Linked DNA regions of Homo sapiens: regions 2, 3 and 4 are each linked to region 1. A link is a contact called in ENCODE Hi-C or POLR2A ChIA-PET data. All regions are on one chromosome and are shown on one strand. Each heading gives the region's core, a stretch centred on a gene start or an enhancer-like site at or near the end of the contact. The rest is flanking DNA. Distances are from core to core; before and after follow the strand shown. Region 1 has its middle 22 kb from the start of ZFP36L1. Region 2 has its middle 200 kb from the start of RAD51B-AS1. Region 3 has its middle 180 kb from the start of RAD51B-AS1. Region 4 has its middle 140 kb from the start of RAD51B-AS1.

The links. A loop is a pair of places that touch in the nucleus more often than their neighbours do. ChIA-PET counts read pairs that join two places held with the same protein, here RNA polymerase II (POLR2A). Pooled maps may share reads with other maps.
Region 2: a loop to region 1 is called in a pooled map, with 3 times the contacts of the local background. The contact joins two enhancer-like sites. A Hi-C loop is called at or near these places in 7 of 37 single-sample maps with no recorded cell type and 8 of 50 pooled maps. POLR2A ChIA-PET finds 5 or more read pairs at or near these places in 4 of 52 experiments (CD8-positive, alpha-beta memory T cell, activated B cell, naive thymus-derived CD4-positive, alpha-beta T cell and 1 more).
Region 3: a map of naive thymus-derived CD4-positive, alpha-beta T cell shows a loop between it and region 1 (5-fold over the local background). The contact joins two enhancer-like sites. A Hi-C loop is called at or near these places in 3 of 168 maps with a recorded cell type or tissue (B cell, OCI-LY7 and naive thymus-derived CD4-positive, alpha-beta T cell), 18 of 37 single-sample maps with no recorded cell type and 11 of 50 pooled maps. POLR2A ChIA-PET finds 5 or more read pairs at or near these places in 10 of 52 experiments (B cell, CD4-positive, alpha-beta T cell, CD4-positive, alpha-beta memory T cell and 7 more).
Region 4: a loop to region 1 is called in a map of left cardiac atrium, with 2.4 times the contacts of the local background. The contact joins two enhancer-like sites. A Hi-C loop is called at or near these places in 1 of 168 maps with a recorded cell type or tissue (left cardiac atrium) and 6 of 50 pooled maps. POLR2A ChIA-PET finds 5 or more read pairs at or near these places in 2 of 52 experiments (MCF 10A and activated CD4-positive, alpha-beta T cell).

The regions. Positions count from the first base shown.
Region 1 is chr14:68,811,315-68,819,058 of GRCh38, reverse strand. No RefSeq gene overlaps it. Among named protein-coding and RNA genes, the nearest start is that of ZFP36L1, 22 kb to the right of the region's middle. RefSeq lists enhancers at 1,952-2,001, 2,102-2,151, 2,026-2,765, 2,782-3,011, 3,092-3,311 and 1 more and a silencer at 2,252-2,641. Within about 2 kb of position 2,643, at least 41 of the 41 ENCODE cell types and tissues checked have a DNase peak (open chromatin) inside an H3K27ac peak, as active enhancers do; they include B cell, CD4-positive, alpha-beta T cell, CD8-positive, alpha-beta T cell and 1 more, where a contact is called at or near this core.
Region 2 is chr14:68,481,590-68,489,333 of GRCh38, reverse strand. It overlaps a transcript of RAD51B not described here. Among named protein-coding and RNA genes, the nearest start is that of RAD51B-AS1, 200 kb to the left of the region's middle. Within about 2 kb of position 5,178, at least 8 of the 41 ENCODE cell types and tissues checked have a DNase peak (open chromatin) inside an H3K27ac peak, as active enhancers do.
Region 3 is chr14:68,503,073-68,510,816 of GRCh38, reverse strand. It overlaps a transcript of RAD51B not described here. Among named protein-coding and RNA genes, the nearest start is that of RAD51B-AS1, 180 kb to the left of the region's middle. RefSeq lists enhancers at 1-1,130, 3,728-4,291, 4,292-4,855, 4,828-4,887, 4,856-5,419. Within about 2 kb of position 3,921, at least 20 of the 41 ENCODE cell types and tissues checked have a DNase peak (open chromatin) inside an H3K27ac peak, as active enhancers do; they include B cell, CD4-positive, alpha-beta T cell, CD8-positive, alpha-beta T cell and 1 more, where a contact is called at or near this core.
Region 4 is chr14:68,539,309-68,547,052 of GRCh38, reverse strand. It overlaps a transcript of RAD51B not described here. Among named protein-coding and RNA genes, the nearest start is that of RAD51B-AS1, 140 kb to the left of the region's middle. RefSeq lists an enhancer at 7,059-7,619. Within about 2 kb of position 2,737, at least 20 of the 41 ENCODE cell types and tissues checked have a DNase peak (open chromatin) inside an H3K27ac peak, as active enhancers do.

The sequences.
Region 1 (7,744 bases), core at 1,394-3,893:
GGACTACATAAATATATGTGTGCAGAGCAGTAGGGCCGTAGGACTACATAAATATATGTGTGCAGAGCAGTAGGGCCGTAGGACTACATAAATATATGTGTGCAGAGCAGTAGGGCCGTAGGACTACATAAATATATGTGTGCAGAGCAGTAGGGGTGTCATGCGTTAACAACTGTGATGGAGCCCTACTCCTTGCTGGCATGGGACCAGTACTTCTGCACATGACCTCATGGAGTGGATGGGAAGCCTCTAGTGTGCTGCCTGGCACGGATCAAGCACTTGCTAAGTGGTAGCTATTATCAGTAATCTTCAGAACAGCCCAGTGAGGTAGGTACCATGCTATTCCCATTTCTCAGATGAGGAAACAGGCTCAGAGAAGTTAAACCACTTACTGGCTATCACAGAGTCAGGAATAGAGTTGGATTGATTTGATTGATTCTAAAGCTGCACATAGTTTTTCAGCTGCTCCCCGCTCCCTTCCCCTAACCTGGAGTCTGTTAACGACAAAGGCCTTGCTTTGCATAATGCTAGGGTCATGGGGTCATTGGGCAGGGCTGTTCTCGTCCATCTCTCCAACAGTGCACTGGTGGGCTAGGCATGGATCAGAAACCCTTGGAGATCATCTAACACAACTCATCCGCACCCCACATTTTTCAGATGTGAAAACGGGACAGAAGGGACTGAGCAAGGTAACAGGATTAATGGGATGATACCTCCTTGTCAGCACAAGGGATAAAGTGGCAGTGGTTGGTGGTCATCCTGGCCCCTGCCATCAAGCTGGCATTGATACAAAGTAAGAATCATTAGAACACTAGAATTCCTGGCTGCCATTTGTCAGCCTGGCCCACCTGCAATGAGTGACCCCAGGGATGTTTGGGTGGGGTGGGGGTGCACACAGCAGGCTGGAGCTGAGACTGGGGCGGGGAGGGTGTACTCCACCTACCTGCCCTCCAGGGTGCTTGGCGCCTCCTAGGGCAGGCTGGCCTCTTTGTGCCATGCCCCACAGAGCATTGCAGTGATCCTAGTGCAGAGCACATAGTAGGTGCTTAAAAATGCTCATTGGAGAAACAGCTGGATCCTGGACTGCAGGAGGGAGGAGATGGCACACTGAGGGCATTGATGGGTAGATGGTAACATCATGTCTGTTCATCATTACTCAGCAGACCTGGTTCCATCAGATGTGACTGCCCTTCAGGCCTTACAGAAGGTACCTACATAAATCTGCTCAGGCAAAGAGAAGTTTGTGGGCTGTGGGCACCTGGCTGGGGTTCCTCAAGGTGGAGCATTCTTCTTGGCACTGACGGGGGTAGCTAAGATCTGAGCATGCAGGCAGGCCCTCTTCTCCCCTGGATGCTGCCCTTCTGAGGAGGCAGCTCTGTGGGTACCAGAGGCATGGGCCTAGGAGGCTGTGACCCCCTGCCTGGCCCCCTACCAGTCTCTGCTTCTACAGACAGGGTCTGCATCTTACCTGCTCCTCCTGCCAGTTCCAGTCCCCTCCCCATTCCCCTCAGGACCTCATCCCTCCTCCTGGCCTCAGCTTAAGGGTTTCCTCAGAGAGGTCTTCCTCAAGAACCTTCCCATCCCAAATCTAAATGAGTGCCCCATTTATATATGTTCTCTGAGCACCTGATTCTTTTCCTTCATAGGAATTTGAAAGTCTTTTCAAATGGAATCTTATATTTCTTTCTAGGTGATTTGTTGAAACAAGTCTGTCTCCTCCGTTAGACTAAGCTCCGCGAGGGGTGAGAAAGTTGTTCCGTCCACTCGTCCTCCGGGGCTAGCAGGACATATTCTGTATTAAATGAGTAGATGACAGAAACCCCGTGAGAGAAAGAGTGAGCCGAGCCAGTGGTTCTCTAAGTGTGGCTCCAGGACCAGCGGACCAGCAGCTCAGCATCGCCTGAGGATTTGTTAGAAATGCAAATTCTCTGACTTGGTTGGGGGACCCAGCAATCCGGGTTTGAAAGAACTGTCCAAGGGGGGATTCCTGTGCACACTGAAGTTTGAGAACCACCGAAGGCGGCAAATCCCCTGCTGTTGGGTGAGTGTGCACTGTGGCAGCTTTGGTGACCTGTAAGAGGAACCATGGATGAGCAAACCCCACCTTCAAATGTAGCAAAGGGCAGAGAGAGGGTGGACACGTCACCCAGACCCCCAAAAGGGGCCCAGACGTGTTGTTCGGCGAGCTGGCCACTGGAGGGCAGTGTGGCCACGTCCATCGTGCTGCCTCCGAGGGCTTCCGGGGGAGAGCGGCCGCGGGAGGACGGGAACGAAGCCGTAGCGAGAACCTCGCCCCACGCCGCAGCCTCCTGCAGCAGCGTCGGCTCGCCGGCCCCTTGCGTTCCGAGCCGCCCAGGGAGCTCAGCCGCCGCAGCCCCGGCCCCTGTGTCTCCCCTCGCGGGCCGGGCCTGGTGTGCACGTCTGGATGGCCTCGGGCCTGGAAGGTTTGCGAGGCCCCGGGAGCCGCAGACCGCGCCGGGGAGGAGATCCCGGCAGGCCGGCCGGGGCAGAGCGCCAAGGAGGGCGGCGGAACCTTGGCTGTTTCCCGGGAGGCCAAGGGCAGCCTTCCCGCGTGATCCGCGCGCTGCCGAGCGCGTCGGCCATCTTGGCGGCCTCGCCCGGGCCCCGCGCCCGGCCCGGCTTGGTTCTCGCTCGCGGCTGAGCAGACGCCGGGGTGGCGACGGGAGAGCCCGACCGCGAAGCTCGGCCGCAGGAGTGCGTGGGCGTCGCAGAAGCCCAGGAGAGCCCTGGACCTTGGTAGCTTCCCGGGGGTGCTGGGAAACGCCACCCCAGTAGCCGCCAGGAAGGCAGGCCTGAGCCTCCGAGCCTCAAGTGAATTGGATGGTGCCAGTCGCCCTTCTTCTTTTTGCCCCATATTCAAAGAGCGGGAAGTCAGAGGGCGTTAAAGTAGGTCACAGCGGTCAGCAGGTTTTTGTGGGGCAGGCAAGTGGCAGGGTCCAAGGCCAGGCGTAGTATCTGGTTGCCTAAGATGCTTGGGCAACTCCTTCACCGGGCACACCAATCTCCGAGCCAGAGGTCAGGGACTGGCCCCGCGGAGCTGGCTGCAGGCGGCCGATGCATTCCAGTCCCTGACCACCATGGGGACTTGAGGTGCCATTCTGAGGAGCCCCAGGCCCCACCACGCCTGTTGCCTCTGTCTAGAGTAGTTCACACATGGATGCTGTCTCTCTGGTACTTGGGTGTTTCTCAGGTTCCAGAACATCCGTTCATCTTACCAGTCCTTCAAGGTTCAGCTTAAAGATCAGCTCCACCAGGAAGCCTTCCTGGATTTCCCCTCTTAGTTTCCAACAGAATCCGTCTCTTCCGTTCTCTGCCCACCTTGAGTAGCAGTAGCTTCAGCTGTAGACTCTCCTGTTTTTCCCTTACAGTCTTTGTTGCTGCATCCTCTTTCACTGAATTGTTGATGTGAGACCCTAGACTCTCTTGTTTTTTCGTTACAGTCTTTGTTGCTGCATCCTCTCTCACTGAATTGTTGAATTGTGAGACCCTGTGAGGGTCGGCACCCTGTGATACTGGCCAGGAAAGGGTTGTTGCAAGGGGATCATGGGATTGTTGAATGGGTTTTGATCTGGATTTTGATGTTGGAAATCAAGTTCCCAAATGTTTTCAACCTTGGGTAAAGGAACATGTAATGGTGTTTTTTAAGGCTGTCATGGAATCCTTTTGTGTGTTTAATTGCTTTGTTATTTTAGTAGAAATGTCAGGGTGTCAGAGGAACAAAAGCCATGGGTCTGAGCCCAAGCAAGAAGACAAACCACTGAGCCCGTGCTGGGTGCTTCCTCTGCGTGGCCTCAGGGTCAGGGCCTGTCAGATGGAATGGCAGGCTGCGGGTCCAGCCCCAAGGTCCAACCAAGGAAGCTCCTGGGGCCTTGGCCGAGCTTGAGGCTGTGATTTCAGACTCCTCGCTGGTCTAGGTCGGTATTTCAGAGGAGGCAAAAGAGAAAGTGCCTTCACAGCCTTGGAGAAGACTGGGAGCTAAAGGAGACATCCTTGCTTTTTCCTTTTAAAATAATAAGCCAAATGTTCTCCCATGAAGGACTCCAGAAAACCCCGTTCATGCCTCACCCACAGATGATTTGCTGAATGCTCATTAAGGGGAAAACAAAGAGGTGGTTTTGTTTATTTATTTAAAAGGAAAAATAAATGAGCTGTGACAAAACAATTTGAAACCAGGCCCCTCTGAGACCTGGGCTTTCACTTCCTTGATGGGAAGTAAAACAGAGAATCAAATCCCCCTCCAAATAAAAGTGAAGTTAATAATCAGACAGCTCGAGCCCTGGCCACATCCTGTCAGCCCCCTCCCTCCCTAGGCTCTCTGTTTATAGCTGCCGAGTGCTTTCCCTCCAGAGCCCAAGCCGGCTTAACCCTTTCCTCCCCATCCAGGGAAGCCCAACCCTGCTCTTGAGACTGGAGGTGGGTTCCTCACACCCACTGGTGCTGGCCTAACCTCAGCAAGCGGTGGCTCTCCCCAGGCCTGCCGGCATGGGCCTGTGTCCCCCACAGGGCAGCCAGCTTGGATTTGAGTGATATTCTCTGCTTGTCCTGCACAAAGCCTGAAAGTGTCACCTTTCCTCTCCATACCTCCAGGGGAAGACTAGGCCAACCCATTCCCATTCCAGACGCCATGCAGCTTCTATAGCCCGGTGGGCTCCAGAAAGCTGCATTCTGACAGAAAGAGGCACAAATCTTTGGGGTTTCTGGTCTGCACAGAGAGCAGCACTCTGTGCATGTCTCTGGGCTACTTTCTGTGAAAACTTTCCACTTCCTTCAAATGCCTTCCATTGTAGTAGCATGTTGATTTCTTCCAGAACCCCATGGGGTCAATAGTAGCACATCCCACTGGGCAGAGGAGGGCCCCTTGCTAAATTAATTTTGAGTTCTCTACTGTTCTAGGCAACGACTCTGCCCTATAGGGCCATAGTTATCCTCATTTTACAGAGGAGGAAACAGGGGTTAAGTACTTTGCCCAATGTTACAGAGCTAATACATAGCAGAGCTAGGATTTGAACCCAGGCATTCTGGCCCCGGCGTGCCCTTAGCCTTTGCACTCAAGGTTTAGCAGCCAGAGATTGCTCTCTTCTCTGGAGCCAGGGGGCTTTCAGAAGCTCAGGATAATCTTATGACTGCATTGTGAAGGTCTCAAAGCCCAAGGACCTTTCGAGAACATTCTTGAGTTTTGTCTTGGGCTCTCCAGCCTCCTTTCTTGTTTCCTCTTATGGGAGAAGAGGGAGCAGGTGGAGCCAGTGCAGGGCTCCATCCATTCTCCTCCAGAATCAGCAGGGTCAAGATGTGGCTGGATGTGAATCCTCCATCCCTTCATCTGGCTGGCAGACTTAGAGCAAGAACCCAAAGACTTGGTGTGGCCACTCTGACGGTGGTCTGGATGACCTTCTGCTTAGGTTCCCTTGTCTCCTCCAGTCTTGTCACCCAAAGTCCCAAATACCCGCTTCTGGCTGAAGCTTGTCAGCAGGAGGCCACCCACACAGTAGCCTGGAGCGTGAACTGGCTGTGCAGGCCACCTGCCTCTCCTGGGAGTCCTGCGTGCCATGGCTCCTTGATTTCTTCTTAGAACTGTATCTCTTGCCTGGCCACTTTTGCACAGCCATTTGGCAGGGCCTTTGCACCAGTGAAGGTACATTGTGGTGTATAGAGGCCTTCAGGGACCACTTGCCTGAGACTCAGCTCCTTTTTGGGAGATGTTGCCACGCCCAGGGTCTGCTGTTTGTCTAGAGGACCCTGAACCCCATCTTTGGGAAGGGTTGGTCTGCTGCAGGTCTGCTTTCTGGGGGTGCATTTTGACATTCAAAGCCATGGACCAGAGTGGGCAGTGCCTTACTCTTCATTTTCCAAGTAATTCTTCAACTAGAGAGAGCTGTGGTGGCTCTATCCCAACTGCCCTGTTCTTTCCAGAGCCTGGGCAGCTCCTCTGGCTGGGGGGCGCTGAGCACAGCCATGGCTTCTGTGACACTTGAAGGGGCTGACACCCAGCAAGGTACCTGGCCCAAAGGGGTTTCAGAGGATGTGTGCCTTGATTTTTATTTAATTTAAATGTTTAAGAAAAGCATTCAAATTCAGAGTGTTCACGATGGGGTGGCTCTACTGTGGTCCTCTCAGAGGCTTAACAGCCACAAAAAAGCCACATATTAGACCCACCCTGTTACAGTTCTTACTGTGCTAGGCACTCGACACACTGATCTCATTCACCCTCATGCCCTGGGAAATGGGGGATATGTAAGTATCCCCATTTTCCTGTTGTGAAAAGTAAGGTTAGAAAGGTTGAGTAGCTTGCCTACCCTGCTATGATGGCTTTCTGCTGAGGAAATAAAAAAAAAAGTTCATTGTGCTTTAAAAATATATTGAAACCAATTTTATAGTAATTTTTACTGAGCTTAAAAGCAGTGTCAAAATGGACATCAGTCCTTCTGCCTGTACTCTTCCAGCCCAAGAGGCCCAGAGGGGCAGGACCCCACTCTTGGTCCCCACATAAGTGTGGGGAGGGCTGTGTAGGTTGCTTTTCTGACCTCGGGTGGGGGTGTCCATCTGTTCTCCAGCCCTCCCTGACAGGTTTTTCCATAGCTTCATTTCTTGTCCAAGAACACGTCTGTAGGAAGTAAATACTGTATTGCAAGTGCTAGTAAGACAAGAATCATTGAGTTAAAACATTTTTAGTTTTTCTGAACTTAAAACATTTTATTATGGAAAATTTCAAATATATGCAGAAGGAGACAGAGTGATATGATGAACCCCGTGTACCCACCCAGTCTCAGCATCACCAACTCATGGCCAAACCTGTTCATCAGTGCCACCATCCACCGCCCTACCTCCTGTACAATTCTGAAGTATATCCTGTATATCACATCATATCATTTCATCTGTCAATAGTTCTTCTGGGCCGGGTGTGGTGGCTCATGCTTGTAATCCCAGCACTTTGGGAGGCCGAGGTGGGCGGATCAGTTGAGGTCAGGAGTTTGAGACCAGCCTGGCCAATATGGTGAAACCTTGTCTCTACTAAAAATACAAAAATTAGCCGGGCGTGGTGGAGTGTGCCTGTAGTCCCAGCTATTTGGGAGGCAGGTGAATCGTTTTAACCCGGGAGATGGAGGTTACAGTGAGCCGAGATTGTGCCACTGCACTCCAGCCTGGGCAACAGAGCAAGACTCTGTCTCAAAAAAAAAAAAAAAGTTCATTCTTTATCCCCAAAGAATAGATTCTTGTCAAACTTAGCCACATTATCATTATTCCACCTAAAAATTAATAATACCCCCTAAACATTACCAAGATTCAACTGGTGTTCAGATTTCCCAAAACACTTTCAAATTCTTTGCTTTTCCACTTACTGAAAGAAAAAAAAAATCAGCCTCCAAATAAAAATTTCTCAGCATCTGGTCATCTCCTTACAATCCAGCTCACAAAAGGACAGACTTCTGAATCTGGGCAGAAACACCCAGTTATTAAGTCTCTGAGGTGATGATCACGCTGAAATCTCCCGCTGCAGCTCCCTATTCAGCCAGCGCCTTGCACATACTGGGTGCTAGGTCAATATGGGCTCCGTTTCACATAAGGATGAACACATGCAATGGTAAGGATGTAGCCAGGTTGAGCTAATTAGGGGAGACTGGAGCGCAGCCCCCTGCGTCCTCCCACCCACACAGCCGCCCTGGCTGCGAGTGCCTGTCCTTGGCTTTCCCGACCAGTGCTCCACCCGCCAGCTGCCTGGGCCTCC
Region 2 (7,744 bases), core at 3,929-6,428, 330 kb after region 1:
ATGAACCCAGGCAGTCTACTCATGAGCCTAAACTCACAAGCATCTATATCTTCATGTGATAACATTACAGATGCCTTTCTAGCATCCCAAGAGTTGAAATCTGGCAGCCTCCAGGGTGCATTCGGACTACAAGAGCATTCATTTGGCTTATACAATATTTTATAATTTTTGAATTTCAAGATTTAAAGAAAAATTTAATAAAAAAAAAAAAAGTTAGCCAGGCGTGGTGGCGTGCGCCTGTAATCCCAGCTACTTGGGAGGCTGAGGCAGGAGAATTGCTTGAACCTGGGAGGTGGAGGTTGTGGTGAGCTGAGATTGCGCCATTGCACTCCGCCTTGGGCAACAAGAGTGAAACTCCATCTCAAAAAATAAATAAATAAAATAAAAATAGTGAAAAAATTTATCTGAAAACCCAGATTTCTGGCTTCCCTTGTAAAATCCGACATTCTGGCAACATGAGGTCAGCATCCCACAAGATAACAATTGTCTAGAGCTGAGACTGTGAAAGAGAAATTTTTCATGACAGTTGTTAAAGACTTTAAGTAAGACATTATTCAAGAAGGAACACTGCAATGGGGTTTTGCAGCCTTGGAGAGAGATGGGCTCAACTCCGAATACAACAAGGAAAAGTGATAATGTGTAGCCAAAGAGCAGGGTGGATGTCAGTGGATGAAAAATTACTAAGAAGAAACACCAAGGCTAGGGGGATTCCCGCTAAACTGACATGGCAGGATTCTTACTGAAGGCAGGCAAGGGTGATAGGGTATTAAGGGTGGGGGCTGAGGAATTTGATTAGGTACTGAGGGTGATCAAATACAAAGGGTGGGGAATTTTCACTCAATTGACTTAGCAGGATTCTTGCTAAAACTGGACTAAGCAAGCCAAGGACAGAGCCCAAGGTTGGGGCCTAGTCAGAAAGAGGACTCAGAGGAGCCTGACTCAAGTTTGGTCAGAATGAGAGTCTTTGTCAGTAACTGGTGCCCCTTTATATACGGTAGGCTCTCTCTAATCTGTCAGTCCCTACAACTGCCTATTATTGCACCTGGCCTCTTTTTGCAACTCTTTTTACCTGTCTGGCATGCACATTTGAGTTTGTAAGCCCTGTATTATTGAAAAAAAAAAAAAAAAAAAAAAGACAAACCCTAAAGAAACAGAACGTAATTTCTGTCCTGGTGCCATCAACACACTGCCAAAGCCATTTATTCATTCATTTGTCTTTCCATGTAATAACCATCCATTCATGTATCCATCCACCCACGTTTTCATTCTTCCTGTCTCATGCACCCTCCCCACCTAGCTTAGCAATTCTCAAACTGCATAGTCATACTTGCATTTCTTGGCCAGCATCTACTTTTTTCCCAATCAGATAAGAAGGGCAAGATCAGAGGATAAGGGATGTTCTGTGAGGAAAACAGTTATGGTAGGTGTTATGAACTGAGCTGTGTCCCCTCAAAATTCATATGTGAAGTGCTAACCTCCAGTGAGATTGTATTTGGAGATAAGGCCTTTAAAAGAAGGTAATTAATGAGCAGGCATGGTGGCTCACACCTGTAATCCAACACTTTGAGAGGCCCAGTCAGGCAGATTACCTCTGGTCAGGAGTTCAAGACCAGCCTGGCTAACATTGCAAAACCCCATCTTTACTAAAAATACAAAAATTAACCAGGTGTGGTGGCACATGCTTGTAGTCCCAGCTACTCGGGAGGCTGAGGCAGGAGAATTGCTTGAACCTGGGAGGTGGAGACTGCAGTGAGTCAAGATTGTGCCACTGCACCCCAGCCTGGGCAACAGAGTGAGACTTAACTCAAAAAAAAAAAGAAAAAAAAGTAATGAATTGTACATCATGATCAACAACCAAAAATAAAACAAAAGGATGTAATTAAGGTTAAACAAGGTCATAAATATGAGGTCCTAGCCTCATGGTGACCTCAAACCAAAAAACATACAATGGATACACAGAAAATAAAAAGCAAGAAGATACTAGTTCTAATCCAATAGAACTAGTGTCTTTATAAGAAGTGAATGAGACACTAAGAGCTCACACACACAGAACAAGCCATGTGAGGACACAGAGAGATGACGTCCACCTGCAAGACAAGGGGAGAGGCCTCCGGAGAAACCAAACCTGCTGGAGCCTGGATTGCGGATTTCCAGTCTCCAGAGCCGTGTGAAAATACATTTCTGATCTTTAAGCCATGCAGTTTGTGGTATTCTTTTATGCAGCCTGAGCAGACGAATACAGCAAGGAACTGTTGTCCATGTGCCCTCTGCCTTTTCACTCCCTTTCACCCTCCCCACTTTCTCTGAACAGGCAGTCACCTAACATCCAAGGCCATGTGAATACGTACTAAGAGAAGGTGTTGGTAATCCCAGTTAAGAAGGTCTATGGTTTCTCCAGTGGTGTGACCGCACCATCAGGATGGGCTTTGAGGGTGGGAAAGGGATGAGGAGATGCCACTAAAGAATTCTACCAGCGAGATGAACTCAGGCCATCTCACTAAACCCTGTGTGCTTGAAATGGGGAGTTGATGCTTAAAGTTTACAGACTTTGGAGTTGAGGTGTGGGCATGAAAAATATTAGCAAAACCCAAGGTGGCTTAAGGTTCATCCAACTAGTTGGTTGGGTTTAACAAGCAGTTTTTGTCTGGAGATCCTGAGTCCAGCTTAAACAGTGAGGGTCAGAATAATCACTGCAAAATTTGCTTCATTTTAAGCTTTCCTCCGGCTTTTCACCAGGTGTTCTAGTTAGAGAGGCTTATGTTATTGACACAAAGATAGGTCGTTGTTGATTAACTCCGGAGGGGCACAGAGAACTGGGAGAAAGCCAAACTGGCTTCTGCCTCATCTTTGTATCAACTTTCAAGCTGTTAGATTGGTAATGACTGTGGGGTTTGGACGATGGTGCTGGGATGAGAGGCTGGACAAACCCCATATAGGTTTCTGGGCCCCAGAGGACAGCCAGTGGCAATAGACTTAAACCTCCGATTCTAAATAGAATGGGCAGGGATCTGGAGGTGCTCTGGAGGAACTGACTAGAACCCCACAGTAGCAGGTTTGGAAAAACTATCATAGGCTCCTAGGGAAATGTTGCAATTCTAGTCACTAGATAAAAGTGTCAGTCACAGGACAAAGTTTGACCAATGATTTAATCACCTTTGACATACCCGGAGTTCAAGAAAGGGCAAGGAAACACAGACATTTAGACTAGCCTCTCCTTCACTCCTAGACTCACGTCCACTAAAAATAATATGGGCAGACTGAAATTTGAATACATTTGGTTTGGGTTTGGCTTTTAGCCATCTGATGAGGTACAAAAGTAATAGTATCTAATGAATAAATGGTAAAGCATACTACCACAATTCAGTTTTCCCCCTAATCCTCTGGTTGATGCATGAATTCATATAAAGCACAATTTCTCTGACTCATTTGAAATAGGGCAACACCACACGTGACTAGTCGTCCAAAAACCATCATGAAGATTTGTGAATAACTTCCAATAAAGAGCTTTGGGCACTAAGAACACAATTGGCAAAAACTTGATCCAAACCGAGTCCTTCACTTGTGTTTTAAAATCTTAGTTTGAAAGTTATTTGGGACTTCTTAGTCAAGAATCTGGACTTTACAAGACCTGAGGGTGGGGGCTGGAGAAATGCAAGGATCAGGGATAGGGACAAGGGATCCTTGCAGGGGACAGAGAAGACCTTGGGGGTTAATGAAGAGAGAATATCTTCCCACTTGCTTGGTCAGGGTTCCTCAATGGAAGCTCCTCTTGCTTCTGCTGATGTCTGTTTTTTTTTGAAAAGGAAGTAACTCCAAAGACTGGTGGAAGGAGGAAAGGTAGCTGGGTCCCATGGTGGGAACACAATTTTCTTTAGCTGAGAGAGGGATTTTATTTTCATTCCTCTTTTCATTACACACCTTCCCTAATCTTCTGTATATTCTTAAATAAATCTCAACAGCTCTTCCTTCCCACTCACTAGTCCTATACCTCTGTGACTGGGCACTTTAACAGGGTGAGAAGTAAGATCCTGGAGTCAGGGGCTGGAGGTGAGCAGTGAAAAGAGATGCCTAGGCTGTGAGGGTGTAAGGGGACCAGGTCTACAGTTATGAGCAAGAAGCAAGAGGGAATGAGTATGCTTGCAGTAGTCCAGTTAGAGGGTGTAAAGCATGCCCTGGAGTTCATCACTGTCTTGCCCTCTCACAGCCCCTCTAGGAAAAGCTGGCCTTCCCACACCTCCTGCTGCTTGGGCAGCTATGTTTTCAGCGACTTCCTTATCCAACAAAGGTTTGGTTAGCCAGTGACCAATGATGTTGTCTGAGACAAAACACTAAGATAAGTCCGAGCTAATCAGATTCTCTCTTCAGAATTTTAACCAAGGAAAAAAGCCAATGGGAACTGAAGTTGAAAGGCTAAGAGAGAAACACAGGGTGAGCCATGTGCAAACTGAAGTTTTGAGTAAATAAACTATAGTATGCAGGACAAAATCTGCTGGGAGAGTGAGAGTAGCCCTGGGCAGACATGTAAAGAAAAGCAGAGACCCCAGGATAATGAATTCCCAGGGCTGCCTCCCCTCCAGAAGGCTTTCCAATTCTGCACCACCTATATCCTTAACAGTATGTGTCCCCTTTTACCGGAGATAATTGAGACTCCTCTTCCCAATGAAAATAGCCCAACTGGGCCAGGCACGGTGGCTCACGCCTGTAATCCCAGCACTTTGGGAGGCCGAGGCGGGTGGATCACGAGGTCAGGAGATCAAGACCGTCCTGGCTAACACGGTGAAACTCCGTCTCTACTAAAAATACAAAAAATTAGCCGGGCGTGGTGGTGGGCGCCTGTAGTCCCAGCTACTCGGGAGGCTGAGGCAGGAGAATAGCGTGAACCCGGAAGGCGGAGGTTGCAGTGAGCTGAGATCGCGCCACTGTACTCCAGCCTGGGCGACAGAGCAAAACTCTGTCTCAAAAAAAAAAAAAAAAGAAAAAGAAAGAAAATAGCCCAACTGTAACTAAAAGTTTGTACAAGTTTCATGCAGGTAGGTTGAAAGCTGAATTATTGTCTGAAGACATTTGCTTTAGGGAGAGTGAGTGGGCTGGCTCTCAGCAAACATGGCCTACCACCACAGCTTACTTGGAAGCAGCTTGTGTACTTGAGATTAGGTTTTAGGCAGGAAACAGGGTGACCTAATTTCTCCTTTGTTCTTATCACCTCAGGGTACGCGAAGTCTATGTTTGAGACCTGAAGAAAGGAAGTCTTGGCATCTACAAAATACTGGTTTGGTCTGAGAAAGTTAAATCCCTGTTAAGTCACCAAAATCCAGGTCCACAAACCTCTCTGAGGAAAGCTTTAAAACATGATTTTTTCATTGGTTGAAAGGAGCAAAGAGGTGTGGTGGTCATGTTGGTTCACCAACAAGAACTGATGAATCATTTGTTATCTCCCATTTCAAGGCTCAGGAGGGCTAAACTGGAAGGAAAACCAAAAGCAGCTCTTGTCAATATGAGACCTCCTTCATCTCTTATGTCCTCAGCTTTGGAAATGCCCCCAGGCAAGGCTGCCATCAGCACTTGACTGAAAACACATGGAGGCAGCCCATTCAGAGCAGGAATTCATTACTGAAAGAATAATAAGGGAAAGTTTCTCTCTCTTGCAGGGAGAGCTGCTTTCTGGAAAAGTCACAGGGCTTTGAAGGAACGTGCATCATGTCTGGTAACAAGCGGCAGAATGGAAATGGAAGGGCACATTTCCAAAAGTCTTTTCACACAAGGCATGATGGTCTGGGGTCACTCAAACTAGTTGTTCTATCTTGAATGTGTCATTGAAATCAGGCCATGGCTCCCTTGAACCCACTATCCCTTCCCAGAGTTACTTGTGTCTGAAAGCTCTAGGGGAAAAGTACCCAGAGTTAACTGGTCTTTCTTGGCTACCCCTCTATTTCAAAAGGTCACCTGTGGACTAAAATAGGCTGCAAAACTGTTTGGTCTTCCTGAACACTACCCCATAAATCTTTGATGTATGCCAGGTAATCTGAGGGAAAGGTATATACAAGCGTGAATATGGAAGAAGGAAACATTTGCAAGCCCACTGGGTATAGCTGTGCATGCCAAACATTACAGGTGTTCACCAATATCCAGTTCCCCTTTCCTTCAGAACATGGAGGAAGTGGTACCTTCCTGCCTCCTGGAAGTTAGGAGTGGCTGCATGGCCAGGAGAGTAGAAGGAATGTATATCATTTTTTGAGGGAAGGACTTAATTATCAGTGCTCAATCTCTCTCTCTTTCTTACTTTCTTCTCTCTCTCCCCCATCCACCTTTCCCTTCCCCTACTGTGGCAACTGTGGCAGTGCATGTTAATACTGAAGTGCAATATTGAGTCACACATGGAGAGCTTGTCTGGAGAGTCTCAGACATGCATGGATTTTGCAAGTCACTGAGATTTGGGGGGACTGTTTGATAGGGAACAAAACCAAATGTGTCCTGACTTATGTCTAGTGATTTAATGGTTTCCTCTCCTCCCAGATCTATTTGGAGTTTTGGAAAATATGTGTTCCATCTGAACCCTGCCCTCACCGAAATTCAGAAGTAGGCAGTGTGTTTTCTCTCACACTTAGGATGTTTGGCTGAGAAGTGTGATGAGTGCCTTCCCTCCATTTGTGCAAAAGAAGCCTCTTTGAATTCTGGAGTGGAATGAAGAAAGTCCTTTCACAGCCACAGGATAAAAGTGATGGTGATGATATTGAAAATAAAACATGGAAAAAATGACCCTTCCAAATGGTTCCAAGACCAGTTTTTAGGCTAGAATCAGATATTTTGCACTTCTCCTTGCCTTCACTCACTTTTCTCCCATTACCTAATCCTTATCCTCCCTTTCCAGAATTCTCATTTGGCAATCCTGGTTTTGCTGGACAAACTTTTACAACCCTGTCTCTGAGCAGTCATTTTGCTTTGTTCACAACACACAACCTAAAAGACATTATGCACAGAGTTCAAGGCTCTCTGGGTTAATCCAAAATGTTCACCCTGTAGGCTGACGGGGACCACACATTTCTGAATCTTCACCAGGACTGCAATACCTTAATAGAATGGCCAGAAGGCTAGCAGGATTAGGGAGACAAAGTTGAACTTTGATACACACACACATACACACACACACACACACACACCCCTAAAATATCTCTGAATTGCATCATTAATTACTTTCAGTAAAAGTAATTACTTTCAGTAAAAGTAATTAATGATACAAAATGCCACACTAGAATCTCATGGGTGGTACCAGCTTGGCAGATTATCAGCTCACGGGGAAGAATGCTACCTGTGTCCTTCTTTCTTGTGAACATTTCCTGGGGCAACTTTCCTGTGCATGTCTTCTGCTCCTTAAAAATGGTGACATGATAAGGCAGTGATGGAACCTCTACTATATTCTGAGCATCACTGCTCAGAGTAGAAGATCAAACTACTAGCATTGTTCCTGGTGATTCTTTTATTTAGAAAATATTCACTGAGTTCTTTACTATTGTGTGTGTAGTATTATGCTGAGTACTTTAGTGAACTTAGGATGAATAAGAGTTGTGAACAGAAATATTACAGGGCAAGGGATGAAAGAGAAAAGAGAGTAGAACTGCCTGAGTTCAAATCCACATTTCATCCTTTCTGGTGACAAACTGAACCTCTCCTGCTTCAGTTCCTCATCTGTAGAGAAGGAATAATACAAAATTCTACCTGTAAGATTACTGGAAGCATTAGAGAAGAT
Region 3 (7,744 bases), core at 2,672-5,171, 310 kb after region 1:
ACTATAGGAAGAGGCAAACATTTTTATGATCCCAGGAACCAAATAACATAATGAAAATCATGGCAACCATCAGCCCAATAAAACCCATGGCAAAAGCCTCCACATTCTCAAACAGGACCCTGGGAATTTAAAGCTCTCAGAAGCCTTAAGTGGCTCAGGCCTTGCTGAAGGCCTCGGGACGGCAGCTGATGGCTGATGAAAGGATTTTGACGCGCCACTGAAATTCTCTTTTCCAAAATAACCACTTTGAAACCTGTTAATTACAGACACACAACCAGCCAGAGCCCCCCAACAGGACCCAGGGCTTCTACCAGGGAGAGCCGGGCTCCAGAGGCTGGCCGCTGCCTTGGCGCTCCATACACTTTGTGTTGGGTGACTTCGCTTCAGGAAGAGAATCCAAAGTAATGAAAACCACATGGCCACTCCCCCGCCCCCAGCCTCCTACTCTACCTCCCTTCCCTGGAGACAGAGGCCGGCTCAGTCTAATTTGGTCCAGTGTTTTTGTTTCCTAAAATCTGTCTTGGGCCCTGGGCCATTAATAGGTTGCAGCTGATTTTAATCTGCATGAATCAGAGACCTCACTTCTTCAGTTTTAAGGAGATTACAAATTGTGTGTCCCACAAACTCAGGATGGAGGGAAAAAGCCCTGGATGGGGAGTGGCAGTAGGGGAGACAGATCCTGGAAGGCACAGAAACTGCTCCCCACTCAGCAGTGGGCTTGAAGGAGCCTGGGATCACTCAAAGCTGGGGGAGTGGGGCTAGGGGGAGGTGAGGGTCTTGCAGCTGTGACTCAGTGGCAAGAACACAGAACCTGGTCCTGTGTAAACAGAGCTAAAACCGAGGATCTGGACTATCAGAGGCCTCTACTCACCTATCTTCAACAAATTAATTTCCCAAGTGCTTGCGGGGCACCCCCCATAAGCTAAAGCAGGGGTAAGCAAACCATGGCCGACTGGTCAAATCCGGCCTGCAGCCCGATGTAAATAAAGTCCTCCTGGAACAAGGCCATGTCCATTTGTTTATGTATTGTCCATGGCTGCCTTGCAGTTGTGGTAGAGACCCTGTGGCCTGCAAGGCCAAAAATAGTCACTATCTGCCCCTTTACAGTAAACATTTGCTGACTCCTGAGCTAGAGAACTATCCTAGATCTCGCTAGGCAAGAATTCCACTTACAAGCCTGTTAACAAGGGATGGATTTAGGATTTACTCCATTCCCACCCCATACCAAAGTCTAGGTTCCTTCCTTCCAAACATCATTCTTCAGGAAAGTATCTTCATGCTTATTTAAGCAATGACAATAAGAAGGAATGCCCACAACCATACCACTCAGTGAAGGTTCCAAGTACTTGCCCTGACAACCCGACAGTCCCATTTCACAGATGAAACAGAGTCACTGAGATAAAGCAACTCACTGAAGTTCACTCAGGGAACAGCACAGCTAGGAAGAGCTGGGCCTCTGAGTCACAGCATGGTCCTCTGTCCATGGGATGGCCATAATGAAGGGAGCTGGGGAGCTTTAACATGGCAATGCTCCCTTACGTGTGCCACACGACCACTTGACAACCCAGTGAAGGGCTCAGGGTAGTATGTCTTCATTTTCAAGGTGAAAAACATAGCACTATCAGAGAGTGGGGATGAGAATCAGACAGGCCAGACTACACTCACCCCTTGAAAACCACCTTTATCCAGGCCCAGTGGCTGGTGAGCCCAGGCCCTCTGGCCCTAGCTGGGCCCTCACTCAATCAGGACCCAGGGCCCCCTATTTTCCCAGTGTGCCTCTAAGACAGCTCTTGCCTTCAGGCACTTCTAGGCTAGCGGGGCAGAGACAGAAAGGGGAGGATTATGATTGCATGGCAGGCACAGTGATGGAGAGCCACAAGTGGTGCTTCAGGAGGACAAAGCAGGGTCACCTTGCCCTTCCCTAAAAGCAAACCCCTTTGTAGGGAACCCTGGGTGAAGGGCCTCCAGTGGAAATGCTATTCACTAGAAATGCAAGTGGGCACCCTTCCAAGGCTTTCAGGGGCTAAAAAAGTGTTGGAATCATTCTGGGGACAGGCGGGGAAGCCAAAGAAACTGGTACCCTCTCAGAGATGAGACTGGCAGGTAAACTGATGACACCAAGGAAGCTGCTGCCTTGGAGCAGTAGGAGTTCTCCCCACGGGAACCATTTCCTGCAGGACCAGGCCTGGGGTGGAGACCCTTCCAGACAGGGTAGGAGGTCACCCCAGGCTGCAATCTCAGTGGTCTGGAAGCCCATGAAGGCTGGTTATGTCTGGGCCTTGAATAGAATCATAGACAAGCAGGGTGCCACGCTGGCTTGCGTAGAATGTTGACTCTGCAACGGTCTCTAGCTAACAGGAGCTGAAAGTTCCTACAAAGGATAGCGAGTGGCCTGTACCTCACTGTCTCTATTTCCATTGCTGTCCCCAGGTCCCCGTTCCTTGGTAAGCTTCTCCTTGAACTTTAGGCAGCACCTCAAAGCAGTTTCAGAATTCACTGAGGAGCCATGGGTCCCAGTCTTTAGAGTCCTGCTATTGTTCAGAGGTCTCCAAGTGACTAGATGTTGTGAATTGCCAGAGGGTGGCAGAGGACTCCAACCAAGCAGGGACCAAGTATAAAGCAAACTTCCATCACCATCAACAACTGGAGCCCTGCACTGGACCAGAACAGAGCCTGGGAAATGACCCCATCAGCATCTTTGGGTCCCCTCATCATGGAGACTCCCCTCAGAAATAGTCTTCAGCAGGGTTAAACCCTTGGCCAGATGGAGAAATAGCACGACACCTCTGGCTTCTGCTTCCCAGGGAGCGTGTAGTGGATCCCCTGGCACCCTCTGCTTCCGACGGTACAAAGGTTGTGGGTGTAAACCTCAAAGCTCTGTTTTGTCTAGACTTGGTTTCCGGGTGGGTTCAGGCTCTCTGCTCCATGGAACCCAACAGCCAGGAGATTTGTGCCACTGCTTCCTTGAGTCTAGACTGGCGGAGGAGCAGGGGCTCATGACTATAACATGAACGTGAACCGTGGATCAAAGTGGGTGTTCAAGACAGCTGATTGGACAAGGTCCTGAGCTATGCTGAGGAGTGATGCTGGCACTTTGGTAATGCAGTGGAATGGAATATTCCATGGTTAATTAGCAGTCACTGAGTGTCTATTGTGAGCTGGTCACCATCTGGATGAACAAACTGGCAAGTAGACTCTGAGGAGGTCACGTGCCCAGGAGTTTGTTTAGAGAGTGCAGTTTCTTCTCATATTGAGGTGTGCAGAATGTTCGCTTACAGGTGTGTGATCATGGGGTTGGGTCAAACTCCTCAACTTTCCTATGGAATGCCAGTCCTAGGACCCTCTGCAATCTGAAGCCCTCACACAAAGAACAGAGTATTTATGTCAAACTCTACCCTTCTGTGCTACCAAACAAAGCTGAGCCAGAATAAAGCAAAGTGAAAAAGCTCATAAACACTTCCTGGGGCTGGGCTCACAAAGTAAAGCTCAAAGAAGAACAAGCCAGATGCGTTTCAAACCCATAAACACACACGAGGACACCCGAGCTGCCACTGGCCCGAGCAGATTGGGTGCTAAAACAGCACTGGAGCAATGAAGGAGGGGGTCATTCTAAAATTAGAGCTCTACTTTCTCTCCCCTCTGAACATATATGAGTGGAATTATGGATTAATATTGAAAATTGATTTCATGTGTACTTCAAGAGCACCTGTGCGGTGATGCCCACACTCCCTCCCCACCCCCTCCACATACACACTCTCCCTCAACTCACCCCGGAGACCTAGAGCTTTTGCTACCAAGCACATCTTGTGTCCTGTATAAACAAGGGCTGGTAACTAGTACAGGAAATGAACTTCACAAGCATTGAATGTGTACCCACCTGTGGTATGGGGAGTTGCCAGATTTTTTTCTAACTGAGAATGTTCACAGAATCTCGAAACTTTCTTTCAGCTTCCCCCTCTGCACACTTGAGTGTGGGCGCCTACCATGTGTGCACACATACCCAAGCACAAAATTTCCCTCAATTTCCCCCAAGACATATCAACAATGAGATGTGCCCATACATACACGGGCACACAGCCAGCCATTCCCAAACCTTCTCCTTTGTCCCCCCCACCCGCCTTTCAATGTATAAATGAGAGCGCCTAGGTGTGCTGGTGCTGCCCCTCCCTGCCTCGGACACATGCAGAACTTTGCGCCCACTCAGCACGATCCAGCACACAGGAGCTGGGGAGCCAAGGATGTTTATATTCCCACGTGTGCACCGGCGTGCACGCACACATGCACGCGCACGCACAGCCACATTCCAGCTGGCCCCAGTACAGCTGTGACAGGCCTGGGTCTGTTTGCCATTGTTTTCCTTCGCCTCTAACAGGCGTTCATGCAACAGAGAGGAGGTCGTGAGAGGTTTCCACCACGTTTTGTAGCATTTACCCCGAGCCTGAGTGTTGGGGAGGTGGCTTTTGAGAATGAGCTATGGGTGGCAGGGTGGAAAGCAGAGACAAAGGCATTCCTTCCCATTTCCTGCCTGAGCTTCACTCGCTAATGTGCACTGCTCTGGATTGTTCAGAGATTTCTTTATGTGTCATCCTGTCTGAAACCTGGCTGGGAGGACGGAGGCTCAGCTAAAGAATTTCTGGAAGTTCTGTCTCAAGGTCCTGCTTTGTCACCTCTTATTACTACAACTGTTCTAGGCCCAGGCTGCCTGGGGGCACACTGTGTCCTGAAAGCCTGAGTGGCAGGCCCCAGCCACATAAGCAAAGACACATTTGGGTAGAAACTGAAGGAGATAAAAATGGACCCCAAGTGGCCACTATCCCTCTAGGGATTTTGGCCCACAAGAAAAGCTGGTATATAAAGAATTCCCCACCTGACCCTCAGCAGCAGTGAATGTTCTAATGATTCCCTCAGCAGTACATATGCAAAGTGGATACTGTCTTTGCACTGACAATAAGATTGGCTAATCTGGCTGGGCGCGGTCGCTCACGCCTGTAATCCCAACACTTTGGGAGGCCGAGGCGGGCGGATTTCCTGAGGTTGGGAGTTCGAGACCAGTCTGGCCAACATGGTGAAACCCCATCTCTATTAAAAATACAAAAAAGTTGGCCAGGCATGGTGGTGCATGCCTGTAATCCCAGCTACTCGGGAGGCTGAGGCAGGGGAATTGCTTGAACCAGAGAGGTAGAGGTTGCAGTGAGCCGAGATCATGCCACTGCCCTCCAGCCTGGGCAACGGAGCGAGACTCCGTCTCAAAAAAAAAAAAAAAAAAAAAAGATTGGCTAATCTACAAGTTCATTTGTTATTTCTAAGAGCCAGATGGGACTTAATGCATCTAAGACACTAACAAACCCAGAGTTCTTACTGTGTGGATCTGGACAGAGCGGGCAGCTGACAGATTTCTCACTGTGCCCCACTGAACTGTGGCAAGGGACTGGCTAGAAATACATGTACTTTGTCTGCAGCCATTGCTTGCAAACTACCCCACTCACCTCTGTGGCAGAGTCCTTTCTTCAAATAAAATCTTACTAGAAAGCCCAGTGTACAAAACTGATCAAAACAGTCTCTCTGGTTACAGGGATGAATTAGCTGTGTGTGTGCGGGCATGGGGTGTCCCCATCTGCTCCTGCTCCATCCTCGTGCTCCCTCCATCTATACTTCAGGGAATCTCCGTGGGGTTCCTTGGATCCCAGGTTGAAAACTGTTATCACAATGCAGGCCCCTTCTTGTAACAATTGTCAAACTTCGTACCCAAGAAAACACGTAATGACAAAGAGCTGCTAGGAATTTAACGGCCTTTCAAATTCGCCTGAGTTTTACATACTATGGATTTCAGCTGCTGCCCATGTTTGGTGTGGCACTAAGAGTTATGGACCCCTTGCTGAAACGCCCTGGCCTCTTGCAGGTCTGCAGTTCACAAATTAGGAATAACTGTACAGAAATTAAGAACAAGAAATGAGACTGGGGTCCCAGATGGAGCCACACCATCAAGTGTGTAGATTGGGCTCCAGTGTCTAGTGAAGAAATTTGTGCTTAAATAGTATTTGGCAATGGAGAGCCATTAAAAAGCCATATGCGATTATTACTATTAATTATTTTTTAAGCCAGGAAATGAATGATTGAAAATGAACTAGCAAAAAAAAAAAAAAAAAAAAAAAAAGAAAGAAAAAAAAAGGATTACTCCTTTGCAATTTAAGTTTCCTTTCCCATCTCTAGCTGTCTGAGCTTCCACATCCCAGTCGCAGAGTCCACTGGGAGAGTTTCCCTCCCAAGCATCATGCATGGGCCCAGCCCAGACACATTTCTCCAGTCTTCATGATCAGAGGCACTGATTGTCTGCTGTGGCATTACCTAAAGTGAGTGGTCCAGCTCAGGCTTCGGCACCCTTGTGACTGAGCAAACTCATTGATGTACACAAATGGAAACCATGCCTAAATTAAAGAATGTGCATATGGGTGAACAAAGAGGGGATTTATATGGTGTGCAGGCCAAAGTGGAGGCCTGATTCCTTGGTTTTGCCCACCTTCTTTCCTAGACCTTCAGATCCCCCTACCCCTAAATATGTCAATGAAGTCCTTGGTTTCAGCTGCGGAGTCAGGAAATACAACTGGAGGTAGCATGGGATGCTGGCCTGGAGAGTCATTGCGCCCCGATCCAGCTCTGTACTCTGCTTGCCTTGGGGAGAATTGCTAAAGCTTCTGGTACCGGAATGTGTCCATGCCTAAAACGAAAGGTACTATTAACGTGCATCTACCGACTTCAGAAGGGGCCGTAGGGATGAAGATGTAATTAAAGCCTGTGAGCACTTCGTGCTTCTTGATGAAAGACAACACCACCACCGTGAAGTTTTATTATCTACCGACTCTGTTTTTAAAATGATTCCAATTCCTTTCTGTTTTTCCTTTTGGGGTCTGCATAAACTTTGTTAGCTATTAATTTCAAAAAAGTCCTCCTTGCACCTCAGAGCAGGATTTTATTTAGCGCCTCAGAGAATTTCTTTCCATACTGCAGACCCTCAAAGGATTCCTCTTGGTCAGGGTGGAAGAGGCCTGCGTGTGTTCAGCTGCTGAGTTCAGTTCAATTTAATAAATATTTATGGAACATCTACTAACATCTTCTTAGCCCTGAAAGGCAGGGCAGGGCTGAAACAAGTAGGAAAGGTTGTGAACTTTGGAGCCAGGCTGCCTGAGGGTTGAATTCCAGCTGACACTTCCATATGGGTCCTTGGAGAGCCTCTCGTCACCTCTCTGAATCTCTGTTTGTCACCTGGAAAATGGAGATAACCCCATTCATCTCCCAGGGTAAGGTAATAAAAAGATAGAAATCTAGTGAGTGGTGGGTAGGCGCTCAGTGAGGCCTTGCCGCCTTCTCTGTAGCATCAGCCTCTGGAGGAGGGGGAAGGGAGATGCCTCCTCCTCAGCTGTTTCTCCTCCCTGAGGCCCTCTGTCTACTCCTAAAGGCTTGTCCATCCATTTTGGAAAGAATGTCAGCCGGTTAAACCAGTGCTTCTGAAATGTTCTCATGTCAATTTCTCCCATGCTCCTGGGCGGCTCATTTCCTCCACACACACCCTCCTCCACCAAAATACCTCCAAGGCCTCCCCATCATTACGCCCTCCACCCTCCCTCCAAATCCATTCCCAAGGAGGAGAGAAGAGCTTTCCTATTCTTTTGAGAGAGCACACAGTGGAAGTGGCTTTGCTTTGTTGTCTCCACTTCAGAAAAGATCAAACTGCAGGCTCCATGAAGTG
Region 4 (7,744 bases), core at 1,488-3,987, 270 kb after region 1:
GAGTTGCACAAAAAAAATGTTTCCAAGCTGAGAACATCATGAAATAGGCAGACCATTCAGCACATGACTAATTCTGGCCTCACCCTCAGGGTGTGCTAGAAGGAGAAAGTCCTGATAAACTGCACAGAGGTGTTTCTGCTCTTCTCACTTGCCCAGAATTGCCAAGAGTTTGCCATTAACATTAACATGGTAAGAACTGAGTGGAGTTGGTCGCCCAAGATAACAGCTCCCATTCCCACTGACCTCTGCCCTGTCCTAGGTAGGGCCCATGCTATCCCATAGTAGCCAGAAGTCCTCTTCTCTTCTCCTCCCGCCTCTCAGAGCACACCTGTCTCCTCCCCCCAGCTCCTCTTTCCCACCCTCCAGTGGTATTCCTCCAGTTTTGGGGCTTCTATTTTTTCTTTCAACTCTGTCTGCTCTCCTTGAGTGACTTTACTCTTTGTTGGCTTCGTTTATCACCAAAAGCCTGTGACCTCAGCTCCAGCCATCTTCCAGAATTGCCCACGTATATTTCCAACTGTCTACTGGACATCTCTAGTGGAACATTCTATGGTTGTCTCAAATCATACATGTCCAAGACTGATCTCACTATCTATGCTCCCTTACTTCCCATAACAAGCCCCTCTTCACCTGAAGGTTCCTACCCTGTCTCCTCTCTCTCAGTCAACGATATCACCAGCTACTCAGACATCCACATGGAAACCTCTGGACCCTCCCTCTCCCTCACCAAGGTCTGATGATGTTAACTCTGATGAGTCCTCTAAATCTCTCCCCTTCCCTTCTATGCCACCATAGCCCCGGATTAGGCTCTCAGCACCTCTCTGCTGCTACCAGTCCTTCCTCCAGGATCTCCCAACCTTGGATGTCCCTCCATGGTATCAACTGGAGACAACTGTCTAAACACAGATCTGATTATTCAGTAAGTAAAATATTTGCTGGTGACCCACTGTGTGCCAGACTTTGTGCCCAGAACTGGGAATACAGTGGTGGATACAGTAGGGTCCCTGTCCTCGTGGAACTCACATCCCAGTTAGGGAAATCAAACAAGAAGCAAGCTAAAAAACAGATACATGAATAAAATACTTCTAAGTTGCAGGGTAGGAAATAATGGGGTGGGGCAGGTATCTGTGCCACCCCTTGTAGAAAGACCTTCAGAGGCTCCTCATTACCTACAGAACAAAGTTCAGACCCAAATTGGCAAGCAAAAGTCTTACTAATGCGGCCCAATCTATTTTTCAACTCCCTCTCCCACCACTCCCTTCTTCTGCCCAACCCCCTACTCTATATTCCATGTCCTATTCATCTGTGAATCCCAAGCCCTTCACTCTTGGCAGATAACAAGCAGATAATAAATATTTAGGGAAATCAATGTGTGGACAAGCGAATGATGGATAGGTGTCTATAGGCATGCCCTGTCCCCGTTCTTACCTCTACTCTGGTGGAACTTCTTTACAATGGCCCCTTCCTTTGGGTCTCCAAAATGTTTCTCACACTGTTTCTGCCCCAGGTACTCATAATAATGTCTTTCCTGCTAGACAGTTAAGGCATTAAAGACAAGGGCAATATTGTTCCATTCTGAAAAAAAATGCCTGGCACACAGCAGGTGCCTGAAACATGCCAGTGGAGTTGACTGTGAAGAGCCTGAAGCAAGGGGAAGTGAGTGTTGTCTTTTTTTAGACTGTTTCCTACAAATACTCCAGTGGCCATAATATTTGGGTGGAAAAAAGAAGCATGAAGATATCCACTGCCAAGTGGGCAGCCAGAGGCATACACCTCTTTGCTCAAGGAACAGCCTCAAAGAGCCCAACTTTGTCCCCGTGTCTTTGCCTTTGAAAATAATTTTGCACAAGCAAAGCAAAGAATAATGAACCAGATATGTGCCCATGGAACCTGGTGCTCAAAGATATGCCCTTATCCATCTGAACAGAAACTCATCTAGATCATGAGTTGGTTCTAGGGCTAAGCCTGTCCCTTTACATGATCTGTGAAGAACCAACCCCATTCATCCTAGTGACAGAATATTTATTTATTCCCAAGGACCTTAAGTGAAACCTAACTCCTTTGCTGCTCCCACATCCCATCCCTGGAACTCCTTAATTACTATTCCCTAAGCCCACAATAATTGAACACAGGGGTCTGTTGGTTTTTGGCAAATGCATTTGGAGTCCCTGCCTTCTTTGGCAGGATGGGAGGAAGGTGGATAGGTAACCAACCATGAAAAAACTTCAATAAAAAATCTGATTAAAGGTAAGAATAAAAATAAGAGGTAGATTTTGTGCATTTTTTTAGGCTTGATGCCTGCTCTCAGAAAAGTACTGGGCATGTGCCAATCTGCCTGGCTTACCTAGATCATTGTTGACTCTTGAATTTCACACATGGTCACCTGGTCCTCCTTTCTTTTTTCAGTCTGCCCAGAAAGCACCCCACCCCTGACCTGAGCATTTCATTAGTCCTATCTCTTTAGGGGCCATTTCAGATTTTTCTTGACAGTCTTATTTTATTCACTCTGGTTCAGTGTTGCCAACCCAACAATTCTCAGCCAAGCCTCCAAAGGAAATACAATCTGCTTGCTGCGTCAGATCACTTGGAAACAGATACGATTGGCTTGGAGTCACTCCATGCGGGGCTGTAAAATTGTTCTCTCCTTCTAAGTGGGTTGGGTTAAGCCCAAGCTGAGGCAAGAGATTTCCAAGGAATACAGAGCAGAGGACTGTAGTAAGTGGTGGTGATTCAGTCAGTGGTCCTCTTGCTTCTGAGTCAGTATTAACCTTCCTCCAGCAGCAAGTATGCGTAGGCGGCCTTCAGAGTCAAACAAAACAGTGAGGTCTTCAACACTGGGGTTCATGAAACAGTTTACAAGAGTAGTGGGGATGCAGGCTTGGTGTAAATCTCTTTATTCCTGCCAAGTTCTAGTCTAAATTTTTGTGTTTCCAAGATAAATGAAAGTTAGTTAAATTGATTTTGAGATTTATGTATCTTATGCAAAGTTGGCAGGGTGTCCACACTTCCATTAGGCCAACTCTGCCAAATACCATTGAAATTCTGATACACATTTGTCTGAAGGTCTCCTTGGACTTTCAAATGGGGTTAATTTATTCTTTGACTTAATTTTGCAATATGTCATTTTTTTGTTCTAATTTCCTGAGAGGCTGTCTGGTGTAACAAAAAGAGTCCTAGATTAGGAATCAGAAGTCCCAGTTATATCATTCATAGGGCAAGTCATTTAATATGCCTCAATTGCCTTATCTACCAAATAGGAATTGTGCTACTTGCTTTGAAAACCATACAGCATTATACAAACGTAGGGAGTGGTTGGCCCCAGCGGTGGCTGTATGGTTGAAAAGGAAGTGATTCTCTAGGTCTCATCGAAGCTGTGGGCCAAAACAATGTGGCAGGAATATGAACATGGGTGATCAGATGAGCAGGACACTGACTGCCCTTTTAGAAGACCTAGTTCCAACTCAAGACAAATCCTTCCATCTCATTAATTTGTATTTTTATATAATCTTTTATTTTAGATAAATCTTAGAAGTAAGCCATTTAATCTTGTACCCAACCGAAGAATTTTTCTCCACTTTTTTCCACCAGCAACATAATGATAATTCTTGATATTCAATAATATGTCTTTATTGAATCATTTCTATTTCCAGATTTCTAGCTTTTAGGGAATAGGAATAAAAGTGTTGACTTCAAAGAATTTAGTATTTTGGCAAAATGTGCTTGTAAACAGATAATCATGGAGAAAAAGCTAGGATGGCAGTAGTAGAAGAGTGACAGGTTCTCTAAGGCAGGGGTTGGCAAACTACAGCCCAAGGACCAAATCCAGCCCACTACCTATTTTTGTAAAGAAATTTTTTTTAGAACACAACCATGCTTATTTGTTTACATATTGCCTATGGCTGTTTTTGCACTACAATGATAAAATTGAGTAGTTGGCAGAGACAATATGGCTTGCAAAGCTTGAAATATTTACGACTGGCCTTTTACAGAAAGGTTGCTGACCTCTGCTCTAAGGGAATCAGACATCTTACGAAGATTTAACTTGGGTTAGAGAATGGGAGAAAGGCATTCCAGTTGGCTGGAAGAGTAAGCACAAAAGAATGGAGTTATTAAAGAATATTTCATGTTTAAAAAGCAATGGGATGTCTCCTTGGTATAAGACAGGGAACAATGGGAGATGAGGCTGGAAAGATGGGCTGAGTTTGGACAGAGAAGGACCCTGTAAGTCAAGGCTAATGGGTTTGAAATCCATCCTGTAGACATCTGGTCTCGAAATAGGATGCATGCCCCAGAGATACACAAGATGATCCATTAGAATTTAGAAGTCAGAAAGTACTAGAATTTGAACTTATTTTTTTCTAGGAAATAAAAAACATGGACTTACAACATTTGATATAAATATTGACAACGGGCTCCTCACAGCCATTGTTATGTGTCATGAATTGTTCATGAGATATCTTGTGGCAAGATTAGGACCTGCACATTGCAGAGGCGGCAAATGGTGTCCTCAGTCCTCACTCCCCTGGGGCTTTCAATGACATATGAATCACTACAATTTGCACATTCCTGACTCATTGGATTATGGATATTATCAAATTTAATCTAACACACACAAAATGGACAAGTGGATTAAAATATTCCTGCATGGAAACAATGGATCAAAGATAATATTAGTAGTATAAGCACAAGCAAATAATAAGAATAATAGCATTGACACTGCCCTTAGAACAAGTTTTCTTCGGCCATATTACAAAGTGAAGACAATGACCAAATATTTGCATGTAACAAGAAGTCAAGCCAAAACAGTTAGAAATTTCCATGAAAACTACTAGATATAAGGATTTATATCATTCAAATGATATAAATGGAACTCCCCTGACATATTTATTGTGCTTTTGACATATTAGCTAATGACAGTATGAAGCCATCATAATTGACAAGACATTTTAAACTATTGCTTACTTCATCTTTATCTCAGCCTTTAAAAAAATTACTTTTGTATATGTTTTATAATGTACATAATATATTAGGAAAGTAATACATGTGTATAATATAAAAAGAAATATATGTATATTGAGAGTACCTATTCAAAATTGTTTACTGATGGGGTGTTAAATCAAAAAAGTTTGGGAACCACTTCTATACAAAATAGAGGACCAATGGGGATCTCAATAAAAGAGGAGATGAGATGAGGCTTGTTTTGAGAAAGATCTCACAGGCTGCCTTGTAAAAGATAGACTCTTGCAGAGTGGCCATTTAAAGTCATTTTTAAGTGCCTGAAGATCTTGAAACAAAAGTTTTAAATACTAACAGCTGTTACTACAAATTCCACTTTGCCAGCTTTTTCTTCTTTAAGAAATGAATGGCTTCTTCAGGCCCAAACAAGGCCCCAAAGGATTGCACTGACAATACAGCTTTGCTACAAGCAGTTAGTTGGGTGACATGGGCAAATTTCAGGGATGAGAAAACATACCCAAGGAATACCGCATGCCATCTAGACTCAACTTTCCCCTCTGACCTGCATGAGTTTCCAAGGCAAAGTGGTCTTCAATCACGAGGGCTCCTTCCACTGTTTCAGCCAGAGGGGCCATTCCCCCTCCTGACAGGCATGATTAATTGATTCTGATGCACAGACACACTCTGTGAGGACTGTGCATATAAGATGTGCTTCTGGGAAGGACTATGGCATTTCTCCTGCTGGAAAGGGGCCAGGTAGGCTATTAGCCTGTTAGAGCCAGTTCTCCTTAGCCACCTATTCTTTGCCACAAAGAACCCAGTTGTCAGATTTGAAGAACTTAACCAATATCTGTCAAATCTTCAAGAAAAGAGGAGCCCGAACGGAGCTGAGCAGAGAAAGGATCTGCAGCCTCTCCCTGGTGATTGGCTTGGGCAGTCCCAGGAAGGCACCAGCACTGGTCTAGAGCCTAAACCTACACATCTGGAAACATCACAGAGGGCTTCCTTCTCTGTGCTCCATGAATGAGGGCATACCCTCTTCTTTTATGACTATCTTTTTCAAGAACTTGAAGGGGCAAAGTGAAAACAAAAACAAATGATAGCAATAACAACCACTTTTTATGGTCAAAGATGTATTATAGTTGTGGGTGAAGAAAGCATGCCCTGCCTCTCTTTCCAAACTTCACATCATCTGGCCCTACTCTTCAACTCAACCTTCTTCCCTACATGGAATCTTTATTCCAATAATGTCTGTTTCCTTCTCTCGAACACACCATCCAATTCCATTCTTTGCTCTTTGTTGAAATTCTACTCAACCTTGGAGTCCTCACAAGCTGTCATTTCTTCACAAAGTGTCCCTCACTACCCTTAAACCCACCCTCTCTTTCTTTTGGTTGGCTAGAGAGATTCACATTCAATTAGGGTCCCCTTGTGTGTTTCTCTAATTGTTTCAGGTCTCCCCAGGTGACTTTCTTTGGGTTGGGGGGTGTCATTATATACTTGCACAGCACCTAGAACCACGCTAAGCCCAGTTTTGCAAATACTTATTGTTTGATGATCCCACTAGTAGTACATGTTACCTAGAGAAATGAGGGAACAAGCTGAGCAATAAATAAGTCTCTCATTTCCACATGAAGAGTAAGATCTTGGGAAGGTGGCAAGTGAATCAAATTGAATAAGGGAGGGCTGAATAAGTCATATGTAATGACTTTCAGGGTTCATGTAAGTGGACCTTATCTCAATTGTCAAGGATTCGTAGCTAGAAGAGGTCTGATGATCCAACAGTGTTGTGGTGTGGTCTGCAGTAGAGTCCTAGGCTCTTGAACCTTGAACAGGGTGCAAGGAACTCAGACGATCCTATGTTTGCCTCGAGCAGATCATTTGAATTCTCTAGATCCTGTATTTAAAAAAAAAAAAAAAAAAAAAAAAAGGAGCAGGGTAGGATTCCCTCATGTCCTGGAGGCATTTGGAAGGGGCTGAGCATGGGCAGCTCTGTCCAGTGGCTTCTCTCTGTCCCTCTATTGCTTTGGTACAGCTGCTCACCGTGGATGCCAGCACAGAAATGCTCTTCTGAGGACACATCCTGCCAGGTTTATAGGCCCTAAAGGAGACACTGACACAGATGACCATCCTAACACTCTCTTACAGCACTGATAAAGAACAGCAAACACAGGAGCCAACAGCAGCCTGGAGGATACGGGACCGTTAGAGGCCACAGTTTAGCATCCTTTCACCCAGATGAGGAAGAAAAGTCCCTCCTTTCTCACCCCTTCCCCAAAATTAAAACAATGAAAATCAGTTCTCATTATCCCAATAATTAAGTCCCATTGAGCCAGCTGACAGCGGCCAAAGAATGATTTTTCTGTGCTGCACTGTGTGGCTGCCCTCCATGGCCCCATTCATGGGCCACTGTGTGCATTCAATCACCCTTAGCTGGGCCGAGCTAATGAAATGCTGGGGCCTTGCCCTGCCCTGACCCTGCTGCTATTTCTATCTGAGCTCAGCATGTCCTTTGCTTGACAGTTGCAACCGAACAAGCAGATTTTTCTCTCCCATCTATGGAGTGTAAAGAGCCTATTTTGGCAGCCTGTGGGGCTGGGGACCCCTCTGGAAACCCAGTGAATGCCCCTGGAGGTTAACGTGCAAAGCTGTTTTCCAGACTGAGAGGCAGGCGGAGGAGGGGGCGGAGTGCTGGCGACTTGGAGGCAAGGAGGCTGTGGCTGGGGGCTTTTCTGGGGCAGAAGGGGAAGATGAACCTGGAAGAAGCATGGGGCCATGAGGTGGGGCT